Regions from separate parts of the Homo sapiens genome. Here region 2 is linked to region 1. Evidence: chromatin loops called from intact Hi-C (ENCODE). Cell type or tissue: psoas muscle. All regions are shown on one strand. Links, peaks and the distances in the headings refer to the core of each region. The heading gives the core; the rest is flanking DNA.

Evidence for each region. Peaks named below come from ENCODE experiments on the same cell type or tissue, not always from the same donor. Only the 100,000 strongest peaks of a DNase experiment are listed, where the experiment ranks them.
Region 2: a loop joins it to region 1, with 5 times the contacts of the local background. A loop is called at or near these places in 84 of 110 quality-filtered maps.

What each region holds. Positions count from the first base shown.
Region 1 is chr6:134,151,373-134,163,867 of GRCh38, reverse strand. No RefSeq gene overlaps it. Among named protein-coding and RNA genes, the nearest start is that of SLC2A12, 100 kb to the right of the region's middle. RefSeq lists an enhancer at 2,865-3,366. In psoas muscle, for the core only: a CTCF peak has its summit at 6,916 (motif pointing left); a DNase peak (open chromatin) is centred at 6,907; H3K27ac peaks cover 1,385 bases.
Region 2 is chr6:134,933,757-134,946,251 of GRCh38, reverse strand. It overlaps ALDH8A1 (aldehyde dehydrogenase 8 family member A1), which reads left to right. Exons shown (of 7, transcript NM_022568.4): 2 at 2,286-2,433; 3 at 3,688-3,843; 4 at 6,837-6,986. Among named protein-coding and RNA genes, the nearest start is that of ALDH8A1, 10 kb to the left of the region's middle. RefSeq lists a silencer at 11,675-11,875. In psoas muscle, for the core only: a CTCF peak has its summit at 5,211 (motif pointing right); no DNase peak of the experiment used is centred there.

The DNA of each region.
Region 1 (12,495 bases), core at 3,073-11,072:
ATCCAAATAAATTAAGCCAAATTTGAAAGTATTTAAATGTTTTTCTCATACTGCATGAAAAGTGTTAATTATTCAAACCAAAAATTAGCTTATTGCTTACACTTCACTGTAGCTTGCAAGTGATCTTTTCTAGTCTTTTTTTTCTTCTTTACATTTTTAATAATTTTGGTACTGCTGCTCCTTGTGAAGCAGGGTTAATTCATAGGCAGTGTGCCTGCAATCAGCCCTTTCCTAGTCTAATTTGGCCACTGCAAACAAATGTACATGAGAACACATTTAGTTTACATATAGTTTACATATGTTTTCTCTGCTTTCCACATGTTTTCTGTGAAAGACTTTATCAGCAAAATTATGAGCAATCATTAGAGGTTTTTGTTTGTTTGTTTTTGTTTTGAGACAGGGTCACCCAGGCTGGAGTACAGTGATGCAATCACAGCTCCCTGCATCCTCTGCCTCCCTGGCTTAAAAAAATCCTCCCACCTCAGCCTCTGGAGTAGTTAGGACTACAGGCATCCATCACCATGCCCCGCTAATTGTTTTTTATTATTTGTAGAGATGGGGTCTTGCTATGTTGCCCAGGCTAATCTCAAACTCCTGGGCTCAAGTAATCCACCCACCTTGGACTCTCAAGGTCCTGGGATTACAGGCGTGAGCCACCTCAGCTGGCCACTCCTTAAAGTTTACTCAGTGTGTGCCTATAACACTGTGTTCAGACAGATATCTTTGTGTATTTGGATGCCTTGGAAACCATGGACTCTGATGGGCAGGGTTCTGTGTTTCTTCTTTTCTGGGTCCTCTGTCCTGTGCTCCACCTAGTAGTGTATCACAGGCGGCATGATGGCAGTGTTATAATGACAACATGCCAAGTACAGACTGTTCACAAGGAAATATACAAGTAGACAAGCACTTCGTGGGAGCAGTAGACCAAGGGTCATCAGCATAAGGATGCAAGTCACTTGACATACACATACATAAAATAGATGAGTGACTGCCAATTTGTTCACGACACCTAGATGATTCCAACACCATTCTGCTCACTCTTCTTTTCTTGCTACTTTTGATAGACTCTTTTTTTTTTTTTTTTTAGATGGTGTCTCGCTCTGTTGCCCAGGCTTGAGCGCAATCTCTGCTCACTGCAGCCTCCACCCCCCAGGTTCAAGCGATTCTCCTGCCTCAGCCTCCTGAGTAGCTGAGATCACAGGTTTGTGCCACCACACCTGGCTAATTTTTGTATTTTTAGTAGAGACGGGGTTTGGCCAGGTTGACCAGGCTGGTCTTCAACTCCTGACCTCAGGTGATCAACCCGTCTCAGCCTCCCAAAGTGGTAGGATTACAGACACGAGCCACCGCGCCTGGCCTGAAAGTCATAGACTCTTAATGTAGCATTCCACAGGCCAAATTCATTGTCCTCCCTAACCCGAATGAACCCATTTGATTCCAAGAGTGTTACAGTTTTGCCAGCAAAGCTCAGCACATATCTGTCTGTTTCAGCAATCATTAGATAAGTTTATTTAATTAAATCAATTAAAATTTGGCTCAAAATGATCTGGGGTCCAAACTGAAAACTGTGATTATATTTTCCTCTGAAAGATTATTAAAAAAAGAGACAAACAGAAATGATCTGATATTTGAATTAAATCACATGCTACCTAACAATGAACACTTTGGGGTAAATTTAGAGAAAATACAATATTTCAAATCAAACATATATGACAGTTATTTTAAAATAAGGTAAATAAAACAATAATGAAATAAGGAAAAATAAAGAATGTGAATAAAATAATGTTTCCTTAAATTTTCCTTTTATTTATGTATGGATAACATGCTCATGTTTAAAATAAATAAAACAAAATATAATAGGTCAAAAAATGGGTAATAATTTTACAATCTCCCCTTTCAGCCATTCCCAGCTCAATTTCTTCTGGCTGGAGATAACCAATATTAAGCTTTTCTGGTATAAACTTTCAGAAATTTGGTATGCAAGTACAAGCATGAAGGCTTCCAGTAACACAGATGTTTCTAAATTAGAATTTAAGGGAATCACTTCTCAGGCTTTTGGCTGAGATTAAGGTAAAATTTTAAAGGAGGGAGAAGAGGAGGGGTCTCGCTGATTTTTTAAAAAAAGTTATCCCCATTGTTCATATTTTTTAAAAGTCCAGAAGCTCACTTGTGTGATTCCAGTGCTTAAAGATTTTTGGAGCAACATTACCCTTACAATGCACGCTGAGTTTTTCATCTGCTGCTGAATGCAGACCCAGGGATTTGCTTTCCTGCTACAGGAAAACAACAATAACAACAACAACAAACAAACAAAAACAAAGCAAACAACAACCACAAAATAAAATTGGTAGATGCATTGAGACACAGCATTGACTTTCAAGGTTGCCCTTTGCAACTACGTACAATTTTTGCCTCACCCCACACAGTCTTTAGAATCTGACATCTCACCTTTCAAAATGCAACTTCATCCTAGCTACAATCTTTGTAAAACAGAGTAGAAACCATCTTGAGTTTCCTGTTACTAAATAGTTCTTCTATGCCTAGGGCATACCTGAATGTTTTCCCAAAACCTTCCTGATTAGGGGGTACTTTCCCTTCCAGCCATTCCTGTGAGTCACTCTCACTATGAACTATCCTGTCCTTCCAATTCCATAGAGTCATAAAAACGCCAGAATAGGAAAGATCTCTAAGTCCAGGGGTCATAAACTTAATGGCTTCAGGAGCCAGTCCTATAAATCACATTAGAATATGGTAATCAGAGCCATGGGCAATGCATTTTCTCTTAAATGCCCTGAAATTAAAATAATAATGAAACCCAAAAACAAAACCACTGTCTGGCCAAGTAAAATGAGTCTGTAGCCAGAAACATCTGCAAAATTTCTAGTCTCATCTCATATGCAATTATGTAAAATTCAGTGAGCCCCCCTCCCCCACCACCCCAGGTTTTGCATTCTCATTCTTTCCTTATCTTTTGGGCAGTAATTTGGCATTGGACGTCGCAAAGTCCATCCCTCCAAGATGGTGGTCAATAAAGACTGTCTGCAGCTTCTAACCATATCCACACACCTGGTGGGCCCAACTTCCATCACAATCCCATTCCCACTTTGGGAAAGAAAGCAGACAGGCTCTTAGTCATTAACGAGGAGCATTTGATAGGCCCTTTTTAAACAGACCATTCACTCACTCACAAGGGAAAATGGATCACACATTGTTTATAATAATCTGAAGAATTTTCTGTCATTCTGTAAAAGGACAAGGCATCAGCTTGGCTAATTATCCAGAGTTACAATGAACAGGACACCAAGGAAAGGTATGGTGAGGGAGGCAGCATGGTGAATAAGGAGAACCTCTGACTTTTGAAAACTGGCTCCACTTCTTAGTCTCTTCTTTCCCAAATTGGGACTAAAAGCGCTTGTTTTGTACTGCTGAGGATCTGAGGTAACTTACATGCCAGGGACTCAGAAACAATGTTTTGTAACTTCGTAAGTAAGAAAGTAACAATGCTTTTAGCACTTGACCCCAGAGCTGGAGTCTGGGACTATTGGGACCTTCTTTGTGCTTCATGACTTAAAATATTGTTTCCTGTGAATTTCTCCTGTTGGGCATCTTTAAAAGCACGGAGAACAGCCATGTACCCTCAGACCCCTGGACATGCATACTTTTCCAGCTTCCACAGGCAGATCAAGAAGATTAAGATATTTAAGTAAATAATCCCATGTCCCGGTTTTACAGCGCTTAAGACGTGAAGCCCACAGGAATCTTTTTTTTTTTTTTTTTTTTTTTTTTTTTGAGACAGAGTCTCGCTCTGTTGCCCAGGCTGGAGTGCAGTGGCATGATCTTGGCTCACTGCAAGCTCCGCCTCCTGGGTTCACGCCAGGAGTTCACATGGGTTCACACCAGGAGTTCACACCTGGGTTCACGCCTACCTCAGCCTCCCGAGTAGCTGGGACTACAGGTGGCCGCCACCACGCCCGGCTAATTTTTTGTATTTTTAGTAGAGACGGGGTTTCACCGTGTTAGCCAGGATGGTCTCGATCTCCTGACCTCGTGATCCACCCGCCTCGGCCTCCCAAAGTGCCAGGATTACAGGCGATGAGCCACCGTGCCCGGCCAGGAATCTTTTAAAACTTTTTCTAACAGTATCCTTTTGAGAGTTTTGTTATTTGGTAGAAATGAGTTTTTATATACATCTCAAGGTGCTCAACTGTCCCTTGGTACCCGGGGGCAGGATTGGTTCCGGGGTCCCCGCAGATACCAAACCCTGTGAATGCTCAAGTCGCTTAAATAAAATGGCTTAGTAGGCCAGGAGCGGTGGCTCACGCCTGTAATCCCAGCACTTTGGGAGGCCAAGGCGGGTGGATCACGAGGTCAGGAGTTTGAGACCAGCCTGACCAACATGGTGAAACCCCGTCTCTACTAAAAATACAAAAATTAGCCGGGTGTGGTGGTGCGTGCCTATAATCCCAGCCACTCGGGAGGCTGAGGCAGGAGAATCGCTTGAACCTGGGGGAGCGGAGATTGCAGTGAGCCGAGATCAAGCCACCGCACTCCAGTCTGGGTGACACAAGGAGACCCTATCTCAAAAAAAAAAAAAAAAAAGGCTTAGTATTTGTGTATAACCTATGCACACCCTCTCGTATACTTTAAGTCATCTCTAGATTATTTATAATACATAATACAATGTAAATGCTATGTAAATAGTTGTTCTACTGTATTTTAAAATTTGTATTTTTTTTACTGTTGTATTTTTTTTATTGCCTTTGGGTTTTTGTTTGTTTGTTTGTTTTTTGTTTTTTTTGAGACGGAGTCTTGCTCTGTCACCCAGGCTGGAGTGCAGTGGCACGATCTTGGCTCACTGCAAGCTCCGCCTCCTGGGTTCACGCCATTCTCCTGCCTCAGCCTCTCGAGTAGCTGGGACTACAGGCGCCCGCCACCACGCCCGGCTAATTTTTTGTATTTTTAGTAGAGACCAGGTTTCACCGTGTTAGCCAGGATGGCCTCGATCTCCTGACCTCGTGATCCACTCACCTCAGCCTCCCAAAGTGCTGGGATTACAGGCGTGAGCCACCGTGCCTGGCCTTTGGGTTTTCAATAAATATTTTTCTTTCTTTCTTTCCTTCCTTCCTTCCTTCCCTCCTTCCCTCCCTCCCTCCCTCCCTCCCTCCTTCCTTCCTTCCTTCCTTCCTTCCTTCCTTCCTTCCTTCCTTCCTTCCTTCCTTCCTTCCTTTCTTCCTTCCTCCCTCCCTCTCTCTCTCTCTCTTTCTTTTTGATGGAGTCTTGCTCTGTTGCCCAGGCTGGAGTCCAATGGCGTAATCTTGGCTCACTGCAAACTCTGCCTCCCAGGTTCAAGTAATTCTCCTGCTTCAGCCACCCGAGTTGCTGGGATTACAGGACCTGACACCATGCCCAGCTAATTTTTGTATTTTTGGTAGAGACAGGGTTTCTACTAAAATAAAAAATAGCCTAAAAGCACATTTGATTTTTGTGCCAGGCAGGTCTCAAAATCCTGACCTCAGGTGATCCACCCCCCTCAGCCTCCCAAAGTGCTGGGATTACAAGCACCTTGAGATGTGAGCCAACATGTCTGGCCTCAAAAAATATTTTCAATTCATGGTTGGTTGAATCCATGGATGTGGACCCTGTGGATACAGAGGGACGACTGCAACCGTTTATTTAAATTGATTTTGAAAATGTTTCACATTGGCTGGTCACGGTGGCTCCCGCCTGGAATCCCAGCACTTTGGGAGGCCGAGGTGGGAGGATAGCTTGAGCTTGGGAGTTTGAGACCAGCCTGGGCAACATGGTGAAATCCCATCTCTACCAAAAATACAAAAATTAGCCAGGCTGGCGATGCCCTTGTGTTCCCAGCTACTCAGGAGGCTGAGGTAAGAGGATCGCTTGAGCCTCGGGTGTTGAGTCTGCAGTGACCCTATCTCAATAAATAAATAAGTGAATAAATAAATAACCTACATTCACAGAACACTTCTCTCATGTTGACTCATTTTATCTTCTTATCAGACTAGTAAGACAAAGAGGGTAAAATATTTCTATTCAATATGTTAATACCGAGGCTCTGAAAAGTTCAAATGACTCGACACCTATGGAGAGGGCGGAAGGGCCAGAGTTGGAATCCACTGTTTCTGACACCAGAGCCTTCACTTCTTCCCAGGCCTCCTTTGAACATCATGGCATATTTACTGAGCGTGAGCAAAGGAGCCACTGCCAGGAATATATAGGCCAGCTATTTTAGTCTCCCTTCCACTGGGATTACTTTTTTTTTTTTTTTGAGATGGAGTCTCACTCTGTCACCCAGGCTGGAGTGCAATGGCACGATCTCGGCTCACTGCAACTTCCGCCTCCCAGGTTCAAGCGATTCTTGTGCCTCAGCCTCTTGAGTAGCTGGGATTACAGGCAAGCGCCACCACACCCGGCTAATTTTTGTATTTTTAGTAGAGATGGGGTTTCACCATGTTGGCCAGGCTGGTCTCGAACGCCTGACCTTGTGATCCGCCTGCCTCGGCCTCCCAAAGTGCTGGGATTACAGGCTTGAGCCACTGCGCCCAGCAAGGGATTGCTTTTTTATGAGGCAAAATCTTGAAACTGTAGAAAAGAACCAAAGGTTACCAGTTAATAACTTTGGAACATTTAGTTCAAATATGAATGGGCTGTTTTAAAGTGAATATTTGATTAAAATGTATTACAAATCTGAGAGGCAGCGGCATATATTTAATGGTATCTAAGTCCTGTGTTTAAGGGATAATAATACATACTGTACATTCCTCACAGAGCTATTGTGAGAATCAAATGAAAAATAGGAACTTTTACATATAAAGAATTACTGTCTAACTTGTTTTATTGTCTGACATCAGGGTAGCAATTTGTGGAATATCAACCTCAGTCTGCAGCGCCACCCAGTGGACACAATGATACATGATACTGCATTTTCTCGGTTTCAGATATAAATATTACCTGTATTATTTACCTGTCTGGTACACACATTCAGTATACTATTTCTTTCACTATTTTTATTTATAAAACTTTTTTGTATGAAGTTTTGCTGATAAGTTTTATTTTCACAAGTCATGACCAAAAAAAGGCCAAATTTTAGAGCAAGAACCCATATTTTACCTGGAATGATCTATCCTACACAGACGTCCTTGTCAGAATTTTAACCTGGTGCTTATTTTGTAAACCAGCAGTGATGTTAACACAGGAGAAAAAGGTGAGGGACTTTGTTGGAGAGCTATTTCCTTCTTTATTTCCCCATAACTTGTACTTAAAATTCAGCTTATACCTGAAACTTGTTATAGTTCACTCATTCATATACATATCATTGCTTCAATAAAAATCTATTGAGTATTTCTCAATGTTAGGCACCACGCTTAGTGCTAGGGATACAATGATGAACAAAAAGGAATGTGGTCCTTGTCTTCATGAGTTTTGCAAACCAGGCAGATAGATTAAAAAATAATTAGGTGACTATACAAATGTTGGTGCCTCACTTAGCTCAGAAAATGAGAATATTTTATTTTTTTGCTACTCAACAAGATTAGAGTTTGTCCTAATGTATATCTGAACATTTGGAGGCAGTGGGTTTACAATGTAAAACTTTGAAGCTCTTTTATTTTGTTTACTCTTTGAGACAGGGTCTCCTTCTTTCACCCAGACTGGGGTACAGTGGCATGGTTACAGCTCGCTGCAGCCTCCATCTTATGGAATCAAGTGATCCTCCTACCTCAGCCACCTGAGTAGCTGGGACTACAGGTGCGTGCCACCACACCAGGCTAATTTTTAAAATTTTTTTGTAGAGACAAGATTTCACTATTTTGCCCAGGCTGGTCTTGAACTCCTGAGCTCAAGTGATCCTCCTACCTTGGCTTCTCAAAATGCTAGGATTCCAGGTGTGAGCCACCACAGCTAGCCTGAAACTCTTTTGTTTAAACCTGAAAACACGAAGAAGAGAGACTTCTTCCATGTTACAGCATAACCATACGAAATAGTGAAATTTAGAGTCAGAAACAACAGGATTTGAATGCCACAGTCCCTTACTGCTCTCATGACCTTCAGCAAATGATTGTATCTCCCTGATACAATTATTTGTATCAGGTGCAAATGTAGAAGATGCAAGTGTAAATGTAGTTTCCAAAAAATCAAGTGTGCTGTTAGGCTGACTGTTTTTTATTTTCTGTAAAATAGAAATTATATCTAACTTAAAGAGGGAAAGTCTTGACTATTTAAATGTGTGATATACAAGTTATTAATAAATAGTTTGCCTAAATGATCAAAGGCCACGATTTTAAATATATTACTCAAGTTACACTGACTCCCTGAAATGATACTTAAAGTTTAAAACATGAGAAAAACACATAAAAGTGGACCAAAAAATAAATAAATAAATAAATAGTAGTTTTGAGAACATAGCACATAATACTATTATGTTTGGAGGCCAATACAAGGTATTCACATTTCAAGGACAAGCAGTGACTATCTAAACTCTCATTTAATAGCCCAAAGCATTGGGCTAAGGCAGATGTTATAAATCCAATTGGCTAAATAAGGGTGTTTTTTGTTTTTGCTTTTTTTTTTTTTTTGGCAGGGTCTCACTCTGTCACCCAGGCTGGAGTGCAGTGGCACAATCATGGCTCTCTGCAGCCTTGACCTCCCAGACTCAAGTGAACCCCCCGCCTCAGCCCACCAAGAAACTGCGACTTCAGGTGCATGCCACCACACCTGGAAAATTTTTGTATTTTCTTTTGGAAATTGGGTTCCACCATGTTGCCCAGGCTGGTCTTGAACTCCTGGGCTCAAGTGATCCACCTGCCTCAGCCCCCAAAGAGCTGGGATTACAGGCATGAGCCATCATGCCTGGCCAGAAGTAAAGATTAATTGGCTATCTTAGGTCTCATGACTAGTTAACAGGACAAATGGAGCTAAAACCCATGACTCTTAATCCTCTGAGTTGTGTCTTTTTAGTTAGACACCATCTAAAAGAAAGGGTATTTCTGATTATCTAAGCGATATTAACAGAAGTGTTTCATCAGTACTTTTGGAAGTCTTGCCATGCAGTCCTTCAGATAATTCCCCTATTACATGTATACAGAGGGAATGTATCAAATGGTGTGCCAGTTTTCTGTTCTACTAAACACATACACATTTGTAACCACAACTCAAAATATCTCAGAAGGGAGGGAAAGAATAAACAGCTAGTGGCCGGGTGCGGTGGCTCACGCCTGTAATCCCAGCACTTTGGGAGGCCCAGGCGGGTGGATCATGAGGTCAGGAGATCGAGACCATCCTGGCTAACAAGGTGAAACCCCGTCTCTACTAAAAATACAAAAAATTAGCCGGGCGCGGTGGCGGGCGCCTGTAGTCCCAGCTACTCGGGAGGCTGAGGCAGGAGAATGGCGTGAACCCGGGAAGCGGAGCTTGCAGTGAGCCGAGATTGCGCCACTGCAGTCCACAGTCCGGCCTGGGCGACAGAGCGAGACTCCGTCTCAAAAACAAAAAAGAATAAACAGCTAGTGTTTGTGGAAACCTGCCTATGTTTAGGCACTGTGGATACATTACATTATTTAATCAGATAAGTTTTGTTGTCTAGGAGCTGTAGAAGGGACACTGAGACTAGCAAGGACAAATAATTTTTCCATTGAGCTAGTGAATGGCACAGACAGGATTCAATTCAGGTCTTACTGACCCTGGAGGCCCTCATATTTCCATCACTTCCCAGGCAGAAGAATGATTGACGGAATGGAACATGCTCTTCCCAGACCTGAATATATGTCATTCTTTACAATATCCAGTCAACTGGGAGTAATAAACTTTATCTGGCATCAGAAAATTGAAGGCTGCTAATGTCAATCTCTTTATTTTTACCGAGGAAGTTAGGAAGGTTAAAATCCTTCTCAGGATATTACTAGAATCAAAGCAAGCCTGTTAATTTTTTTTTTTTTTTTTTTTTTGAGACAGAGTCTCACTCTGTCTCCCAGGCTGGGGTGCAGTGGTGCGATCTTGGCTCACTGCAACCTCTGCCTCACGGGTTCCAGCAATTCTCCTGCCTCAGCCTTCCAAGTAAGTGGGATTACAGGTGCGCGCCACCACGCCCAGCTAATTTTTTGTATTTTTAGTAGAGACAGGGTTTCACCATGTTGGCCAAGCTGGTCTCGAACTCCTGACCTCAAGTGACCCACCCGCCTTGGTCTCCCAAAGTGCTGGGATTACAGGCATGAGCCATTGTGCCCGGCCAAAGCAGGTCTGTTAAACTAAGTGCACATTATTTTATACTGTCTGCTTTGAGGGAAATACATGTTTACTAAGCTTTTATTACTATTTCTTTATTTTAAAGCTTATTGTGACCAAGTCATTTTTCTCTCTGCATCAAAGACTTCTGAGAAGGGCCCACTGGGCATTTCCTTCTTGGCTGATATTCTCATTGTTTAATATGATCTGGAAAGAATGAACATTGGAAGGCAAAGCTAATCTGGGCAAGAGGTGTCACTCAACCTGGAGATTAATTTTCCAGATGACTTTGCAGCTGAGCTGGCATTCCTGTGTGACAGTGGAAGATTGAAAGCAGGTAATAAGGTTAGTGCAAGGACCACGGCTGCAAGAACACAGGCACACTGTAAAGCAGGAATAGCGCATGGCACTTGCATTCACACACGTGCACATCCTGAGCTCTAACAGCAACTGGGACTTGTCAAAAGGAGCTGCCCTGCATCGATTCTGCGCCTGCTCAGCCTGTAATTCCTGAGTCTATGTGCCCTTTCAAATGAAAATGCTGTGAAATGGCCCATAAAAGACCACCAGTCTCTGAATTTGCTAGGTGAGGCCTGGTGGGGGCCAGGTTGATTGGCCAGGGTTCTGCAATCAGGGCTGTGTTCTGGAAGAAACTTCTTACTGTGCTGTGCTACGTGAAGCCGGGAGCAAACCCAAGAAGTCCTGTGCTGGGGCCAAGGTCAGAGTCAGAACCAGATAGATAGAAACAACCTTGATCCTGAACATATTTGTTAAGCTCTTTCCTGTCTCAGCGATTTTCCACATGCTGTTCTCTGTTCCTGAGAGGCTGCCTCACCTACTCTTCATGTTTTTGGTGATGATGTGCCCCCTTTCACCCTATTGTGTTAGTCTTTTTTCACACTGCTGATAAAGACATACCCAAGACTGGGAAGAAAAAGAGGTTTAATTGGACTTACAGTTACACATAGCTGGGGAGGCCTCAGAATTATGGCGGGAGGCAAAAGGCATTTCTTACATGGTGGTGGCAAGAGAAAATAAGGAAGAAGCAAAAGTGGAAACCCCTGATAAACCCATCAGATATTGTGAGACTTATTCACTATCACGAGAATAGCACAGGAAAGACCAGCCCCCATAATTCAGTTATCTCCCCCTAGGTCTCTCCCACAACACGTGGGAATTCTGGGAGATAAAATTTGAGTTGAGATTTGAATGGGGACACAGCCAAACCATATCATTCTGCCCTTGGCGCCCTTCAAATCTCATGTCCTCACATTTCAAAATCAATCATGCCTTCCCAACAGTCCCCCAAAGTCTTAACTCATTTTAGCATTAACCCAAAAGTCCACAGTCCAAAGTCTCATCTGAGACAATGCAAGTCCTTTCCACTTATGAGCCTGTAAAATAAAAGAAACAAGCTAGTTACTTCCTAGATACAATGGGAATACAGGTATTTGGCAAATACAACCATTTCAAATGAGAGAAATTCGCCAAAAAAAAAGGTGTTACAGGGCCCATGCAAATCCAACATTCAGCAGGGCAGTCAAATTTTAAAGCTCCAAAATGATCTCCTTTGACTCCAGGTCTCATATCCAGGTCATGCTGATGCAAGAGGTGGGTTCCCATGGTCTTGGGCAGCTCTGTCCCTGTGGCTTTGCAGGGTGCAGCTTCCCCCCGCAACTTTCACTGGCTGGCGTTGAGTGCTTGTGGCTTTTCCAGGTGCACAGTGCAAGCTGTTGGTGGATCTACCATTCTGGGGTCTGGAGAAGAGGTGGCCCTCTTCTCAGAGATCCACTAGGCAGTGCCCCAGTAGGGACTCTGTGTGGGGGCTCTGACTCCACATTTTCTTTCTGCACTGCCCTAGCAGAGGTTCTCCATGAGGGCCCTGCCCCTGCAGCAAACTTCTGCCTGGGCATCCAGGTGTTTCCATACATGTTCTGAAACCTAGGTGGAGGTTCCCAAACCTCAATTCTTGACCTCTGTGCATCAGCAGGCTTACCACCATGTGGAAGCTGACAAGGCTTGGGGCTTTCACCCTCTAAACCCACAGCCCTATCTGTACATTGGCCCCTTTCAGCCATGGCTGGAGTGGCTGAGACACAGGACACCAAGTCCCTAGGCTGCACACAGCACGGAGGTCTTGGGCCCAGCCCACAAAACCACGTTTTCCTCCTGGGCCTCTAGGCCTGTGATGGGAGGGGCTGCTGTGAAGGTTTCTGACATGGCCTGGAGACATTTTCCCCACGGTCCTGGGGATTAACA
Region 2 (12,495 bases), core at 2,188-10,187, 780 kb before region 1:
CAAGATTTAGTTTTTGAGGTGAAGCCACCATATTTCTAGAAATTTCTAATTAAGATGAGAATCATTTTATACCTTACTTCAGCTCAGCTAAAAGTGACTGTATTAGTTCGTTCTAACACTGCTATAAAGATAATACCTGAGACTGGGTAATTTATTAAGGAAAGAGGTTTAATTGACTCAGTCCTGCATGGCTGGGGAGGCCTCAGGAAACTTACAATCATGGCTGAAGAGGAAGCAGGCATGTCTGGCGGCAGGCGAGACAGCGTGTGAAGGCCAAGAAAAACTACCATTTATAAAACCATTAGATCTCACGAGAATTCACTCACTATCATGAAAATAGCCCCCACAAACCAATCACTTTCCTCCCTCAACACAGGGGGATTACAATTCAAGATGAGATTTGGGTTGAGACACAAAACCTAGCCATATCAGTCACTTTGCATGAGGGAAATGAAGGAGGGGTGTGGGTCAGGTTTTGCATGAGGGCTAGCACAGGCTCAGGCGGCTAGATTACTTCGGGTCAAGCGCCCCAAAAAAGATGCTCACGGCTGCCAGAAGCCTATGGAAAAGGATTCTGAGTCTGAGCCAGGGCCCGGTGGTGGAAGACAGCTGTGATTATAATAATTTTTCATGCATGTGAGAAAGGAGAGGAGTGAGACATGGGTTAGGGATTTGTCATCTCTGGAGAAGGCATTACTTAGACATTGCCGGAGAGAAGAGAAAGGCAGAAGAGGACTTGAAAATTATTTTGTCTACATAACATTTTGGCCATGAGTTGACCCTGCCCATACCTTCCCATACATATATTGTTTCCTTTTGTATGTAACTCTAAAAGGAGGTACCCAAGCCATCTGTCCAGCCACAAATCTCCTCTTCTCCAATAAAGCCTCTTCCACTGGGCAGAATCAGGCAGCAGGCAGAGCAACCTGTGGTCCTGGGAACCACCAAAATCTGGGTTTGAGTCCTGATTCTGCCACTTATTAGCTGTGTGACCTATGGCAAATTGCTTGAGTTTCTATGTCTCAGTTTTCTCATCTGTAAAATGGGCATAGCAATACTCATGTTATAGAATTTTGAAAGGACTTAAATAAAAATAATTTGTGTAAAGTATTTAGCATATTCCCTTATATAAAAATTAGTCAATAAATTATAAATATAATTAGTCATTTCAAGTGAAAATGACAATCTGAGGATGTGATTTCACCCAAAATTTCAGACTTTATAAGATATGTCAGAGCTGAGTTAGAAGCTTTAGAGATTCCACATATCTAGATTAATTTTCTTCTTCTACTGTATATATAATATATACATACTATATATACTATATATATATAGTATATATGTATAACATATACATTTTTTTGAGACAGGGTCTTACTCTGTCACCTAGGCTGGAGTGCAGTGGCACAATTACAGCTCACTACAGCTTCTACCTCCTGGGCTCAAGTAATCCTCCCACCTTAGCCTCCTGAGTAGCTGGGACTACAGGCATGCACCACAACGCCCAACTAATTTTTTAAAAAACCTTTGTGTAGAGACAGGGTCTCACTATGTTGACCAGGCTGGTCTCAAACTCCTGGGCTCAAGCGATCCTCCCAACCCAGCCTCCCTAAGTGCTAAGATTACAGGCATGAGCCACCACTCCTGGCCCACAATATTTTTAAAAATTCTAGTTTCTGAAGTGATTGAAAATGTACATATGTTAAAATTCAAATAGCTTCTTTCTAATGATCTGATTACTACATTCAGGATGCATTGGTTGAAATGGAGCGCGTTTCTTTGTTTCTATGGTACCCCTCCTTTGCTGGTCATGTAAACACCTGTGTCATCTACTTTGTGGGTGGCTCAGCACTGGGACATGTTGAATATTCAAAATTAGGGTGGGCCAGGTGCAGTGGCTCACACCTGTAATCCCAGCACTTTGGGAGGCCGAGGCGAGTGGTTCACTTGTATTCAGGAACTCAAGACCGGCCTGGTCAGCATGGTGAAACCCCCTTTCTACTAAAAAATACAAAAATTAGCTGGGCATGGTGGCACATGCCTGTAATCCCAGCTGCTCAGGAGGCTGAGGTGGGAGAATCACTTGAACCCCGGAGGCAGAGGTTGCAGTGAGCCAAAATTGCGCCACTGCCCTCCAGGCTGGGCTACAGAGTGAGAATCCATCTAAAAAACAAAACAAAACAAAACAAAAATGAGGTGTGTGGAGACCTGAGGATTCTGGTTTTGTCCATCCCCCAAGGACTAACAGCTTTAAGGTGACCCTTTCTCCCATTTGCTCCTCAAAGATCGAAGCCGCGGTCAAGGCCGCCAGAGAAGCCTTTCCCAGCTGGTCATCCCGCAGCCCCCAGGAGCGCTCACGGGTCCTGAACCAGGTGGCGGATTTGCTGGAGCAGTCCCTGGAGGAGTTTGCCCAGGCCGAGTCTAAAGACCAAGGTGAGAGTTGCCTCTTAACTGTAACATGGGACTCAGGGCATCTCTGATTATTCATGTTATCCCTCTTGGGGCCATCAGGCCAGCCCATGTGCCTGCTCCTCTGGCAATAGTAGAAGTGGAGAGCAAACCCTCCCCTGCTCCAGGCCTGGGAAGGCCAGGACTTGTGGCTGGCCCAGCCCTGTCTCATTCAGATGGCCAGAGAAAGTCACATGGCTGGATCCAAAAGCTGAGGGGCAAAGAAATATACTCTGTTCATTGGATGAAAGGAAGTGCAAATATATACAGCAAAGGGCATGGATATAGGGAGAGATGAAGAACTAGGGCTGATCATGCAGTCTCCTACTCATTCTAAGCAGAGAATTTCAAAGCAAAGATAATTTGAAAAGCAGTTATGCAGTCAGATTATTTAGGATGTTTTCTGATATGTCAGTCACCATTCCACTCCCGACACATCTCATTTTTTTTTCCCACTCTTTCCCAGAGGTCAGAGTAATGGAGTAAATATTTGTAAATTTTTGCAAGAATATCTGTTAAGATAAGCCAAGAGTTTTAAAAATTACATGTGTGCCATAAACCAATCAAAAATCAGAAAGCAGCCTGAGTCCAAGCCCTTAAAAAGAAAATAGTTCTCTGCTGGTGTTCCTGGCCAGGCTCCCTGCATCGCTAAAGAGAACTCAGTAGCAGTCTAGGTAAGCTTCTGTTTCTCTTTCTGTTCCATCCAGGAGCTAGGACGTGCAGGGCATGTGATGGGCAAGCAGGTGCCACACAGCATCCCGTGCCAGGGCATTCCCAGCCGCTCTTCTGATGACTCTACCATGTGTGGGGAGGTCATGAAATACACATTACATGTGTATAAAAGTGTTTCGTTTTGTGCTGTGCAATTACAACTGTCCTAACACCCGTATTTCAATGCCTTTGTCGCAGGTACAAAGCCTGGTGATTTTGAATTGCAAGAGTTTGTGTGGGTGAAGTGGTAGCATCTGGCAAACTGGTGATGAGAATGATGTGTTCAGTTCACAGAACAAAGATTATTGACTCAATTTTAACCCCCCACCTCAGTTTCCAACCTTATACCTAAATATTGTATGGTTTTATCAAACCATGATCAAGTCTTTGTGAGGTCAAGGAATGCCTGCCCCGGGCTAGAAGGAATCCAGGCTGTTTCAGTGTGAGTTGGGACGCGTGGGCAGTGGAAGCTGATGGATAGAGTGTCCCCATTAGCTGATAGTGCTTTATGTTGTTTGCTTCTTACAGGGAAAACCTTAGCACTGGCAAGAACCATGGACATTCCCCGGTCTGTGCAGAACTTCAGGTTCTTCGCTTCCTCCAGCCTGCACCACACGTCAGAGTGCACGCAGATGGACCACCTGGGCTGCATGCACTACACGGTGCGGGCCCCGGTGGGAGTCGGTGAGTGCTGTTCAGTGAGAGCCCACCTCCCGGTTATGCTTGCAGATGCTCACAACATTCTATGGCATTGTCCTCAAGGAACAGGTTAAAGAAAAGGAAGAGCTGATATTTTTCTTTTCTAAAATCCATTGGCCTCAAAGATCTATTTCTAGTTTATTTTCTTTGTGTCAAATTCCCTGCTTTTCTTTTTAGACAGCGTCTTGCTCTGTCGCCCAGGCTGGAGTGCAGTGGCATGATCTCGGCTCACTGCAACCTCTGCTTCCCGGATTCTAGTGATTCTCTAGTCTCAGCCTCCTGAGTACCTGGGACCACAGGTGCGAGCTACCACACCGGCTAATTTTTGTGTTTTTAGTAGAAACAGGGTTTCACCCATGTTGGCCAGGCTGATCTCAAACTCCTGACCTCAAGTTATCCTCCCGCCTCGGCCTCCCCAAGTGCTGGGATTACAGGCGTGAGCCACCACGCCAGGCCTCATGTTCATGACTTATCTGGAAAATCATAGGGAAAAGAATGATGCTAAGAGTAAATATGTAAATTCACATGCCAGGATTTTTTTTTCTACTTATATTTAAAAAAGGAAAAATCAGGCTGGGCGCAGTGGCTCACGCCTGTAATCCCAGCACTTTGAGAGGCTGAGGCAGAAGGATCATCTGAGGTCAGGAATTCGATCAGCCTGGCCACCATGGTGAAACCCCGTCTCTACTAAAAATACAAAAATTCACCGGGCGCGGTGGCTCATGCCTGTAATACCAGCACTTTGGGAGGCCAAGATTGGCGGATCGCCTGAGGTCAGGAGTTCGAGACCAGCCTGGCCAACATGGCGAAACCCCATCTCTACTAAAAATACAAAAAGTTAGCTGGATGTGGTGGCGGGCACTTGTAATCCCAGCTACTTGGGAGGCTGAGGCAGGGAGAATTGCTTGAACCCAGGAGGCCGAGGTTGCAGTGAGCTGAGATTGTGCCATTGCACTCCAGCCTGGGCGACAAGAGTGAGACTCGGTCTCAAAAAAACAAAACAAAACAAAACAAAAAAACCCAGCCGGGCGTGGTGGCATGCATCTGTAGTCCCAGCTACTTGGGAGGCTGAGGCAGGAGAATCACTTGAACCTGGGAGTCGGAGGTTGCAGTGAGCTGAGATGGTGCCACTGCACTCCAGCCTGGGTGATAGATCGAGACTCTGTCTCAAAAGAAAAAAAAAAGAAAGAACTATTTATGTACATTAAATAAATTAATAAGTGTAGGGCATGTAGTATGGTGCCAGGTGTGTGATAAATAAGCCTCTACTGAGAATTATCTTACTTCATGCATTCCTTTGCCTCTTGACCTTTGGAAGAACGTATAAATAAATGTCTGTGATGACTAAAACCTTCCACCAGATGTCACTGTTTCCTCGGAGAAAAAAATCATCTTTTTAGCTTATTACATTTTATGAATATAAGCTAAAAGGAAAACAATTGGGACATCTCATTGCTTTGGTTACTTGAAACCTTCAGAAATTATGTTTTCAAGGCATTGTGGAAAGCTCTACCTCCTCCTAGGAAGTGTGCTAATATATTTTGCTGCAAAAATATTTTTATCCCCTAAAGAATGGATTTTTCAGTGGGAAATTTAATAATATAAAAGATGCATTTACTTTCATAGCACAGGCTTGAGGGAAGAGTATAAAATAAGGTGAATCAATTTCCTTTCAGAAGGTAGATTTTTATATTTGTTTGTTTTGTGATTGGAAACCTGGATAGGTTCAGAATATTGCATGGAGACACATTCTAGCTGCTGGTTACGTTACTCATCCAGCAAATCTATCTGGTCAGGATACAAGTGACAATCTAGAGAGAATTTTTATTTAAAAATATTCTAAATAGCCAAAATGGATGTCACAGTCCATGCACCAAAGGTTATTGGCTTTACTGATAGGAGGGCCCTCACATGGAACACTCAGAACTCATTGGCCCCTATTTTATGAATAATTATATAAAGCTTGAGATTTTATGTCTCAACCCATGACAGATTTGAAGTAAAGGTAAAGAAACATGTTAGAAGAAATAACAGCCAGACCGTTAAAATAATGGGGAAGGAGACATTTTTGAAAAAGTAAAGCTCAGTCTATAAATCTCAAAATGCGTCACATTCTGGAACTGTTTAGTGACAGGTGACAACTGTTTTTTTATTTTTTATTTTTTTTTGAAGTTCCAGGGTACACGTGCAGGACGTGCAGGTTTGTTACATAGGTAAACGTGTGCCATGGTGGTTTGCTGCACCTATCAACCCATCACCTAGCTATTAAGCCCAGCATGCATTTGCTCTTTATCCTAATGCTCTTCCCCCCGACTCTCCCCTGACAGGGCCTGCTGTGTGTTGTTCCTTTCCCTGTGTCCATGTGTTCTCATTGTTCAGCTCCCACTTATAAGTGAGAACATGCAGGTGTTTGGTTTTCTGTTTCTGTGTTACTTTGCTAAGGATAATGGCTTCCACCTTCATCCATGTGCCTGCAAAGGACATGATCTCGTTCCTTTTTATGGCTGCATTGTATTCCATTGTGTATATGTACCACATATTCTTATCCAATCCATTATTGATGAGCATTTGAGTTGATTCCATGTCTTTGCTATTGCTATTGTGAATAGCAAAGTGCTGCAATGAACATACGCGTGCATGTATCTTTATAATAGAATGATTTATATTTCTTTGGGTATATGATAGGTGACAACTCTTTAGCTCTGGAGTTTATATTGCTGTTGTTCATAATCATGAACTGCCAAGAAATGGGGAAATCATATTGACTTTACTCTGTTTTAAAAGATACAGTTGCTTGGAATATATTTTAGAATTATTTCCCTGAAAGTGGCTACAAATAAGCAAAGCTTGGGAAGAAGTTAGAAGAGTAAGCTAAGTTTTCTGCAGCATGAAGGAGTTTTGCGTTAATAACCCCACTTGGCCAGTCCACCTCAGAGGGGTATGCCGTCACAGGCAGTGCTTCTGCTCTCATCCCTTAGCTGGTCTGATCAGCCCCTGGAATTTGCCACTCTACTTGCTGACCTGGAAGATAGCTCCAGCGATGGCTGCAGGGAACACTGTGATAGCCAAGCCCAGTGAGCTGACTTCAGTGACTGCGTGGATGTTGTGCAAACTCCTGGATAAAGCAGGTAATTAGGTGTTGGGGTTGGGGGGCAGGCACAGAGTTGGAGCAAACCTATAGTTTATAGAAATCTTCCACTCAGCAGCACAATCGATTCCAGTGACATCATGGGCTTTGTCTTTCTGATCCTTGTCTGGGAAATCCCCTCCACCCACAGGGTTCCCTCACCCTGCTTCCTGTCTTCAACACCAGAACGGTGCTACTGCAGGCAAGTTCCACTCCCCAGGGTGGGCGACTGGCAGCACAATAGTGACGCAGACTTAAACAGCCCCATCAAATCAAAGACACCTGCCTGCTCCAGAGAGTCAATTAAAATCTTAAGTTGGGGCCAGGTGTGGTGGTTCACGCCTGTAATCCCAGCACTTTGGGAGGCTGAGGTGGGTGGATCACGAGGTCAGGAGATCGAGACCATCCTGGCTAATACGATGAAACCCCGTCTCTACTAAAAATACAAAAAATTAGCTGGGCGTGGTGGCGGGCGCCTGTAGTCCCAGCTACTTGGGAGACTGAGGCAGGAGAATGGCATGAACCCAGGAGGCGGAGCTTGCAGTGAGCCGAGATTGCACCACTGCACTCCAGCCTGGGCGACAGAGTGAGACTCCGTCTCAAAAAAATAAATTAAAAAATAAAATAATAATAATAATAATAAAATAAAATCTTGAATCACAAGTTAATCCTGATGACAATAAGAATATTGCTAGGTACACCTACAGTTTGCTTGGCTATAGAATACCTAGTAGAAGTAGCCCGATTTCAAGAGATCTAAATATACATCCTTCAGTTTTTCCTGCCTTTGGGACTGCTACTGGAAAGCTAATACAATATGGCCTCTTCCTAGCATATCAAGGTTCACACGTTTGCTCCTTGTTCTTTTTCTGCTAATAGTTTATTGGCCGCATTCAGGATGCGCTCCTGGTTTTGTTCTGGGCTGTAGCTCCGCACAGGCACAGGCTGGCACTGTTTGAAGGCAGCAGGCAGGAGACCCCAGCAGCCCTCCTGTGAGAAGTCCCCTTAATGTGAGGTCTTTTTGCTATGTCACCCCACGGCCAGGGCAGGAGTGCTGGGTGGGGGAGACAGACTCACTGTCTTTCTAGTTGGTCTCCTTGCTGCCTTTCAGCCCATAGAGAGGCACTGCTGGGCTCTCCTGTATCCACAGAATGCCCGGTGGGTAAGAGTCCGTCCCTCTCTCCCGCTTCGGAACACCTTTCTTAGAAGCACAGACATACACATTAACTTCCAGTAAACCCTAGCCAGTTCTTTACTCCACGAGGAAGATGAAGGCTCAAAACTGAGGCTGTTTAGGGAACGGCACTGGGCCTTACGATCCCAGGGTCCTCCAGAGGAATGAGGCCTCCCAGCCTAGGACTCTGATTTGTCATCTATGGAGCTCCCAGGCTTCGAGGTGGAGGGGGTGGGGCGGGGTATATCATTTAAATGTGCCGACCCTTCCCATGTTCCTCCCCTACAAAAGACCTCACAGTCTAATCCCATTCTTTGTAAAATGAGGTCTGTGGTGTCTGCAAAGGCGCGACATACTTCTTCCCTGCCTGGTGACTGCAGGTTCCCCAGAGTGGACTAGGCCTGGGGCTTGCCCTCTACTGGGATTTGGAGGCAGGGGTGGCGTGCAGAGCCGTGTTCCCTTAACCACTCTCTCCTGAGACCAAGAACGTCTGGATAGATGATGAGTTATCTTTCCCAGCCAGTCTGCCCTGAACCTGGCCTGCATGACAGTTTCTGTTTCCATCTCTGCACAGCATTGATTTTATTTCTTGGGAACTAGTAAGCCCATTAAACTAAGACAGCCCTTCTCCTCTTTCCTCCATGGGCTGAAACTTCCTCCCCTGACAAATATAGAGGGGGTCATGTTCACCTTGCTCCTCTCTTGAGCCCTCAGTTTCTCCACTGGGATTGGAAGGAATGCGAACCACATCTGTGTCATCTGCTTTAGAGCAACGTAAGAGAAGCTTTTAGTAGGGGAGGGAAAAGCGAAAATAACTAATTCGTTCTGGATGTTTAAAGAGTTAGCTCCTCTAGTCCTGGGCATTTAAACAGACTTGACAGATAAACTTCCTTTAAAATAAACTCATTTTTAAGATGACACAGTGAATACTTCTGTGGGATTCCTGGAATAGTCATTTCTTCTTGGAAATTTGCCCTCATTCCTGGAGTGCCCACTGACTGCGTTTTCCTGGCCCTTCCCATTAGGTGTGTGTGTGGAGCAGGAGATGTGTGTGTGTAGGTGGGTGTGTGTGTGTGCTCTATTTAAGCCTAAAATTTTTCTTGTTGCCACCCTGCCAAGCCCCTACATTTGAGGGGTTTCCTTCTAGTCTGTTCTCGTCTGTTCCTAACTTGTCTGTTAGCCACCTCCCCTGAGTTTTGCTAAATTGCTATTTGTCAGTTAAACTGCTTTCCTTCTCTTATCACCAGAATCTCTTCAAGGTTAGAGGGCAGACATCTCAAGAAAAATTCCATTAATTTCTGGATAAAATGTCAAAATGGTACTGAGAAATAATGGCCAGCTGACATTAGCATCCAAGCCCAAGGGAATGTAGTCAAAATGATAATACTGTCGTGGGGAAAGCAATCCGCTGCCGCAGTGAGCGCATTTTACTGTGGGGATAAATATGCAGTGCTTCCGCATTCTCTCTCACCCTCAGTTAAAATGCTACTCTGAACATTAGCAGTGATTCCATTCATTTTTTGCCTTCAGGATTGATAAAGCCTAACAGTCCACCCCCTCCTGCCCCACACCCCATCCACCCACATGCATGCCCCATCACTGGTGGAGATGTGGGGCCCTACCCAGGAAACTGTGGGAGACTTGTCCTTGTTTCGTCGCATCACCTACTGAGGGGGATCCTCTCCTTCCACACTTTCCTTTGCCCCAACCCAAAGCTGGGGTGCTCTCACATGGTGCCAGCCACTCCTCTGACAGTGACCTACAATCCAGGACTGACCTAAGCTAGATTTCAACAAATGTGCATGTTGGGTAAAGAGATGCAATGCTTAGAAGTGGTGCTTTGGCCAGGCATGGTGGCTTATGCCTGTAATCCCAGCACTTTGGGAGGCCAAGGTGGGTGGATCACCTGAGGTCAGGAGTTCAAGACCAACCTGGCTAACGTGGTGAAATCCCATCTCTACCAAAATACAAAAACTAGCTGGGGATGATGGCAAGTGCCGGTAATCCCAGCTACTTAGGAGGCTGAGGTGGGAAAATCGCTTGAACCTAGGAGGCGGAGGTTGCAGAGAGCAGAGATTGCGCCTTTGCACTCCAGCCTGGGTGACAGAGCGAGACTCCATCTCAAAAAAAAAAAAAAAAGAAGTGGGGCTCTGCTAGGCACCATCACAACTTGTGGAATCTTCCCACCTGTCTCCTGAGGACTCACTGGGATGGGACCTTCACTGTAGCTTCAAGGTGATTGGGCCAAGGCTGTGGCTGTATGGGAGAATGTTCTGGATGATAATGGATCATCAGTGTGAAATTAGTATTTATATTATTTATAATTTAAAAGTAGATTCTGGAAGAAATGGGTTGTATCCAAAGGAGTATGTTTCTAATGAGGAGAGATTGTCTAACCTGGAGCAAAGGGAAGGAAACCAGAAGCAAGGAAGCAGGTCACAAAGCCGAGATGCTGCAAGATTTCTGCACCTACCGTAGGTCAGGCCTGAGGAAATAGAGGGAATAAACTCTGCTACCTCCAGGCAGACCCTAAGAACTGCCTAGACACAGCGTGATTATACAGATGACTTTCTTTTTGGATATTATAAAGATGATTTTCTTTTTAAAGCTTCCCCATTCATGAACCATTTCTAATTTGAATAACGTACACTAAGCATTCATTCACTCATTCATTTACTTAACAGTCATTAACCTGTCAGCTTTGCTGCTTACTGATTGTTATTCAATCTCACTTTCCCTCAAATTTCTTCCTGGTGAACTAAGTGTAATAAAACTACCTACATCCTAAGGTTGTTGTGAAGACTGAAGTGTGTGAGTCACGGATAGCAGTGATGAGTCCACAGTAAGCACCCTATCTAATGTTTGCATTTACTGGTCTGAGTTCCATGTGCTATCAACTGAAGAATCATAAGGTTCATGCATTTGGAAAGGAGGGTTTTATTTCTTATAAAGGGTTGCAGCCTGCAGGCTAGCCATCTTGCAGGCTGGGAAGCGTAGCCTCTGCCCAAAGCGGAGAACAAGTACTTGGAGGAGGGGCAAAGGGAACAGAAATTTATCCTGAGCAGAGTGGCTGAATATTCACATTCAGTAGGATATGGGAGGAGTCATGAATATTTATGAAAGGGGAAACAGGTGCATGCACAGATGAGCTTAATGCGCTCATAAAACTGTAGGGCCAACTTACAAGTAACACAAACAACCAAAAATGGGTGCCCCAATCTTTTCTATCACAAGACTCTGCTACCCTGTATCTTCATGCATTTATGCATGTGTTTTCTTGTTTTATTATTTCATTTATTTATTTATTTTTGAGATGGAGTCTGGCTGCATTGCCAAGGCTGGAGTGCAGTGGCACCATCTCGGCTCACTGCAACCTCTGCCTCCTGGGTTCAAGAGATTCTCCTGCCTCAGCCTCCTGAGTAGTGTTATATAACAGTGTTATGATGCGTTTATATACATGGTGGACATGAATTCTGGATCACGTGCTCAAAAAATGGCAGCCTTAGCATGTTCCGAGGGTTGAGTTTTTGGCCCTCTGATGTCAAAAGGTGAAGCAGAGGACATGAAAACCCTCACTACGTATCCTCGGGAAGTCAGCCAAAACCAGTCGAGATGGTGATCAGTTTTTAGGAAGGGATGTGTTGTGAGACTGGTGAGCTGTCACATCCAAACTGCAAAGAGGGAGGAAAATTTGGTTGCAGTTTCAGATGGTTAGCTAAAGGCGATAAAGGAATAGATTATCCATTTCTTGTTTTTTAGAGCTGGTTTCTGCTTACACTGAGGAAAGAATTCTGGTTAAAGATTAATAAGGAAGAGTCATACTATGGCGTGTTTGACCTCTCATCCCATAATGGCTGGGAACTCAGTTTTTAAGGTTTCTCTGGGATCGCTTTGGCCAAGAGAGGCTGCATTCAGTCAACTGGGGGAGCTTAGGATTTTATTTTTATTTCTCAATGCCAAACTAGGCTGTGGCACAGAGTAAACAACGGAGAGCAAAGAACAGACACTGTTTCTGCCCTTAGCTAGTGTACCTTCTAGTTGTGTGCAGGCAATGAACAAGTAAGTCCAGAAAACATCATGGATAGGCTGGGCGCGGTGGCTCATGCCTGTAATCCTAGTACTTTGGCAGGCCGAGGTGGGCAGATCACTTGAGGTCAGGAGTTCGAGACCAGCCTGGCCAACATGATGAAATCCCCTCTCTACTAAAAATACAAAATTTAGCCAGGTGTAATGGTGCACGCCTGTAATCCCAGCTACTCGGGAGGCTGAGGCAGGAGAATCTCTTGAACCTGGGAGGCAGAGGTTGCAGTGAGCCGAGATGGTGCCACTGCACTGC